Regions from separate parts of the Homo sapiens genome. Here region 1 is linked to region 2. A link is a loop called in an ENCODE intact Hi-C map of the cell type or tissue named here. Cell type or tissue: MCF 10A. All regions are shown on one strand. Links, peaks and the distances in the headings refer to the core of each region. The heading gives the core; the rest is flanking DNA. Region 1 overlaps AGAP1 (ArfGAP with GTPase domain, ankyrin repeat and PH domain 1). Region 2 has its middle 180 kb from the start of SH3BP4.

Evidence for each region. Hi-C counts contacts between places; a loop is a spot of excess contacts. Peaks named below come from ENCODE experiments on the same cell type or tissue, not always from the same donor. Only the 100,000 strongest peaks of a DNase experiment are listed, where the experiment ranks them.
Region 1: it touches region 2 in a loop (17-fold over the local background); 10 of 110 quality-filtered maps call a loop at or near these places.

Annotation. Positions count from the first base shown.
Region 1 is chr2:235,550,621-235,553,532 of GRCh38, reverse strand. The region is part of intron 1 of AGAP1 (ArfGAP with GTPase domain, ankyrin repeat and PH domain 1); the gene reads right to left. Among named protein-coding and RNA genes, the nearest start is that of TNRC17, 34 kb to the right of the region's middle. In MCF 10A, for the core only: a CTCF peak has its summit at 1,435 (motif pointing right); a DNase peak (open chromatin) is centred at 1,432.
Region 2 is chr2:235,134,757-235,137,668 of GRCh38, reverse strand. No RefSeq gene overlaps it. Among named protein-coding and RNA genes, the nearest start is that of SH3BP4, 180 kb to the right of the region's middle. RefSeq lists a silencer at 351-565. In MCF 10A, for the core only: a CTCF peak has its summit at 1,509 (motif pointing left); a DNase peak (open chromatin) is centred at 1,488.

The DNA of each region.
Region 1 (2,912 bases), core at 326-2,825, 420 kb before region 2:
ATGATGATTCTAGCAGAAGCAATTGTTTACTAACTACTCACCATGTGCTAGTGACCTCAAATCAGTTCTTAACTAATCCTAGCAACACAATCATGTAGTTTTTAAAACTAGCTGTGGGATTAAAGGAGAAGTATGTAAACAACTATGTTTTATTAAAAATTCACAGGAACATCGTGACCTGACCAAGACAAAAAAAAACCCAACTTCCTCTGACCCCCACTGCCTCCCAGATGTCCAGTCGTTGGTCATCTCTTGATCTCAACCCCCTCCTCTTCCCCCAGCCCTTAATATAAAAAGCCTAAAATCTGTACTGACTTAAGACAGTACTTGAGAATGTTAGTTCACCATCTTCTTGGTTTTCAAATATACCTGCTGTTTCTCCCACCAACCCTTGTCTCTCAAGTCTGGCTTTCGAGTGGTGAGTAGCTGACTGTATATTCAGTTATAGTATTAATGCTACTTGCAGATGAAATAAAGCAGAGGCTCAGAGGAACCACCCAGCTAGGGAGCTGACTGAAAACTGAAACCCAGATGTGGCTGTCCCCATACCCTTCACTGTGTCACACACACAATCAGATGCACATGTGTGGATGTATGTGTGTGAGAAGTTACGACCAAGGCAGGCGCTGCCTCTCTGCACTCCTTGAGCCCACAACAAGGCCTCCAATGCTCTGCAGAGTCAGAACCCGGCTCAGCAGAGAGAGATGGGGCCCATCACACTCTGTCAGGCACTGCATTCTGCAGCTGGCTTTCTGAAACTCAACTCTCTCCACTTTGGCCACTGCTCTCTCCTCACTCTTCACCTCTCTGAACTCTCCTGGTCTCCTTTTCCTCCATTCTCTGGGTTAAGCCTCTCTGCATCCCTCACCCACAACCCAGCTCCAAACCTCTGCCAGGTGTGTGTGCACCTGCCCATACGCCGCATCCCCAGTGCCTGGCCAATGGGAGCAGCATCCCCCTACACACATTGCGGGTGAGCTCATGAGGGCAACTGAATCCAGGTGTGAATGAAGGAGTAGCAGAAAAAATCCCACACTTCCCAGGAAGTCCATTTCCCAGTGCTCTGCACTGCACTCAAGCAGCCAATGGCTCTACTTGACTTAGTTGGTCTTCCTGACCTCCAACAATGCCAAGCCTTAAACACATAATGAAATCCCACTTGCATTATAACGACACCAAGGCAGCACTCCAAACCTGGCTTCCTAAGCTACTTCCAGTTATTAAATGTCCCCGATAGGATTTCTTGGCACCAATGTCTCTCTCTTTCCTGCAGAAACTGTATTTCTCAACACCAGCAATAAGCAGAACTGCAGGTGGTTCTCAGAAGCCCTGTCCAGACTACCGCGGCCAGAGTTACGGGGCAATGAACACCAAGCACACAACAAACACTTCCCTGCAGGCCCCTTCCAGCGGGTGGCAGTACCGCGGCCAGTTATGGGGCACTGAACAGCCAAGCACACAACAAACAGTTCCCTGCAGGCTCCTTCCAGCAGGTGGCAGGGACCAGAGAAAAAAACATTAGCTCTACAACTCCAACTAGAGTTCTTTCAAGAAATCTTGTGAACTTCCTTTTTAAAAGACGGTAAAATTAACCAGGAGAAAGCTGGGATCGCCCTCCTGGCTCCTCACAGCTGAAAGACAGCAGTGGCCGCCTCCAGCATCACTAGAAGCTCCTGAGGCCCAGCAACGCTCAGTTTGTGTTCTCCAGAGGACCCTCTTTCTACGCCTTCAGGATCTACCAGTCAAGGTGAAGAGCAAAGGTAACATTCAGAGAAAGTCTTTTAGGGTTTGTCCTGCTTTCCCTAAAGATGCTCCACTCACAAATGCTCAGCAAACATCCTGCAGGAAAGAAACAGCACCCACCTGCCACGTGCCTTGGAAAGAAAAACGTTTTAATTAGTCTCACAAAGTGTCCTTAGAATGCATGCAGCTCAGGCTGGCAATGGTAGTTGATGCCTATAATCCCAGCACTTTGGGAGGCTGAGGTAGGTGTATCCCTTGAGCCCAGGAGTTAGAGACCAATCTGAGTATCACTGGACGACCCGTCTCTACAAAAAAAATCAGCCAGGTGTGGTGCTGCGCACCTGTAGTCCCAGCTACTTGGGAGGCTGAGCTGGGAGGACGACCTGAGCCTGGGGAGGTTGAGGCTGCAGTGAGCTATGATCAAGCCACTGCACTCCAACCTGAGTGACAGAGTGAGACCTTGTCTCAAAAAAAAAAATCTGTCTAGCCCCTCTCTCCTCACCCTTTCAGAATCAACTCAAGAGATGCAGAGGCCTGGAAATCCTGATCCAAGAAGGCATACAAGTGAGACATGAAGACCTTTCCCGGGTGGCCCCACCTCAGATGACATCAAGCAACCAACTCACACCACTGGAGGTGGCCAGGGAGGTGGGATGCCCCCGACCCCCCACTTCTCTTCCTCAGAAGCAAACTCACTCTTAAGAAACACTATCTATGGCCGAGCGCGGTGGCTCACGCCTGTAATCCCAGCACTTTCAGAGGCCGAGGTGGGTGGATCACTTGAGGCCAGGAGTTCGAGACCAGCCTGCCCAACATGGTGAAACCCCATTTCTACTAAAATACAAAAATTAGCTGGGTGTGGTGGTGCACGCCTGTAGTCCCAGCTACTCAGGAGGCTGAGGCAGGAGAATTGCTTGGACCCAGGAGGTGGAGGTTGTAGTGAGCCGAGACAGTGCCACTGCACTCCAGCCTGGGCAACAGAGTGAGACTCTATCTCAAAAAAAATAAGATAAAAATAAATAAACACTATCTCATCAGCATCAAAGAGCTCACTCTTTGGCCACAGGAAGGATTTGCGATCGTCACTACATTCCGCATCATGCCCGGAGATCCCCACGCCTCAGGTGTGGATGGTGCTGATCCTGTGCTACAGTCCTGCTGGGCCCTCG
Region 2 (2,912 bases), core at 217-2,716:
TTTGCCCGGGTGCAGATGACAGTGGGGGTGTTGGCATTGTCTGAAGTATGTTGAACAAGAAAAATAAAAACAACTAAAATCCAACTGCTTTTTATTATCATCATATGCCAGCAATCCTAAACAATGTCAATAATAAAAAATACTCCCACGTGAAAAAGAATCTTGTTTTCTATTTGTTTATTTATTTATTTTTGGTCTCAGTCAAAAACAACTGCTGTAGTCACTGTTTTAATGATATATATGTAAGCTTCAGCAGAGCACCTTTGTTACTACTCACTTTACTAAACATTGTATTCTGCATGGAAGGTAATTCAGAGAACTCCCTGTTATGTGGATGGGGTTTGATAAGGCTGTGGGGTGCAGTTTGGATCTCCCACTCCAGTCTATGCATAACCCCTCTAACAGGGGATTTGCAACCAGTTGTGGCAGCATGGAGAAGCAAAGACCAAGAACCAGAATGCTGGTGGCTCATGCCTGTAATTCCAGCACTTTGGGAGGCCAAGACAGGAGGATTGCTTGAGACCAGGAGTACATGACCAGCCAGGAGTTCATGACCAGCCTCAGCAATATATTGAGACCCCAATCTCTACCAAAAAAATTTCTAAAAATTGACCAGGTGTGGTGGCATGCGTCTGTAATCCTAGTTATTCAGGAGGCTGAAGGGGAAGACTCACTTGAGTCCAGGAGTTTGAGGCTGCACTGAGCTAAGATCATGCCACTGCACTTCAGCCTGAGCGACAGAGCAAGACCCTGTGTTTAAAAACAAAAGCAGCAACAACAACAGACCCCCTCTTTCACGTTGTGTGCCCAGCTGAAGTTTTAACTTTTGTTTACAATTTAGAGCGGTGAGACAGTGACACTTTGGAGGTGTAATATTTTTATTTGGTTTACTTCATATGTCAACTATTGGTGGAATTTAAATAATATCTTGAAAATGAAGTGTATTCTGTAGTCATTGTCAATTGTTTTAAAACAAAAGTAAATCGAGCAAATAAAATTTACAAAAATGAAATGATTTAGTAGTTGCCTAAACCGTATCTTCTGTAGATGATTCAGTTTGATTAACATCTACTTATTGGTTACTGGACAATTATTTGCACAAAATATTACACCAAACTGTTACCAAGGCGTCAAAGTTGAAACCAAGATGTAGATTTTTAGACTCTTGGGAAAAAAACCAGGCCTTATTTCCTTTTTTGTATTATGATGTTTGCTTTATTTTTATTCATTTGTTTTTTTAATTATATTTATGAAATTCAATAAAAGAAAAATTTTCACTGGTAATGTTTCCTTTCTGGCCATCACTATTATTTGTTTCATTTTATAATCACCATAGCAAGTAATCCTATCTTATATAGAGAGAGGTGTTGAAACATAAGCTGCTCGGGGGGTCAAACATGCTGGGCACACCAGGTGACTGCCATCTTCTTCCGTCCCCGGGAACTTCATTTCTCCTACTGGAACGTGGCGTGGGAACCACTCACTACGTGTGGGGTTAGAGTCCTTTCGCCCCCTGGTGGTTGCGTGAACATTGGTTGCAGGGATGAACAGCTCTGGGCCTCCATCCCGCACATCGTCCATACCCTCAAGCAGCAACGCAGATGGACTCGAGGTGCGGTGTTCGCCTACTGCCTTGTGGAGTCCGACGCTGTGTCTCCCTCCACGATCCGGTTTTGGGGCTCAGATGCTGCAGAGTTGCTCCAATTATTTTTATATAGAGAGGGATAGATTACCCTCAGAAAGAAAGGGGACAAAGACCCTGCCTCCCTTTACCTCAGGCTCAGAAATATGAAACTATGCCTGAGGGGTTGGGGTATCTCTAATGTGATGAATTGAAAGGAAGGACCCTGGAATCCTGAGAGGAAATCCACCTCAAGAAATGGGGGAGACTGGAACCATGAGCACTGAAGGTTCACACCACCGTCTAAAGGCTGGCTCCGGGTCAGCTGAGTGGTGATAAGGGACACCATTTGGATGCAGCAACCCTGGTACCATTTGTGTCTGGTGAAAGAGGCCTCCCCGAGTGTAAACTGAAAGAATATCTTCAAGAGTGAATTGGAGGAGGGCTGTCCAAGGGTGAATTGGAAAAGGTTTATCCAAGAGTGAATTGGAAGAGGCTCCCCATGAATGAATTGGAAGGGGCTTGTCCAAGGATTGAAAGAGCTCACCCAGGTGTGAATTGGAAGGGTGTGTGTCCAAGGGTGAATTGGAATGGGCTTGTCCAAGGGTGAATTGGAAGAGGCTCACCCAAGTGTGAACTGGAAAGATGCTTGTCCAAGTGTGAACTGGAAAGGACTTGTCCAAGGGTGAATTGAAAGAGGCTCACTCAAGTGTGAATTGGAAGGAGGCTTCTCCAGGAGTGGATTGGAATGACCTTGTCCAAGGGTGAATTGGAAGGAGCTTGTCCAAGTGTGAATTGAAAGAGGCTCATCCAAGTGTTAATTGAAAGGAGGCTTGTCCGAGGGTGAACTGGAAGGGGCCTGTCCAAGGGTGAATTGGAAGGGGCCTGTCTGAGGGTGAACTGGAAGGGGCCTGTCCGAGGGTGAACTGGAAGGGGCCTGTCCGAGGGTGAACTGGAAGGGGCTTGTCCAAGGGTGAATTGGAAGAGGCTCACCCAAGTGTGAATTGGAAGGGGCTTGTCCAGGGGTGAATTGGAAGGGGCTTATCCAAGGGTGAGTTGTAAGATGTTACACTTGGGGTCCAGGCAGCTTTTCTGTGGGATACTCCTGATTCCATATCCTCCTTCTCTTGAGGAATCATCATAGTCTAGATACAAAGGGGATGGTCTATTCTACCAGTGAAGGGAACAGGCACCTATCAGACAGCTCAGATGCTGGACTGATTCGTGAACGTGTACAAGCACCTCTAGGCTTATTTAGGAATGCCTGAGCAAAAAAGTATTCAGAAAAAGT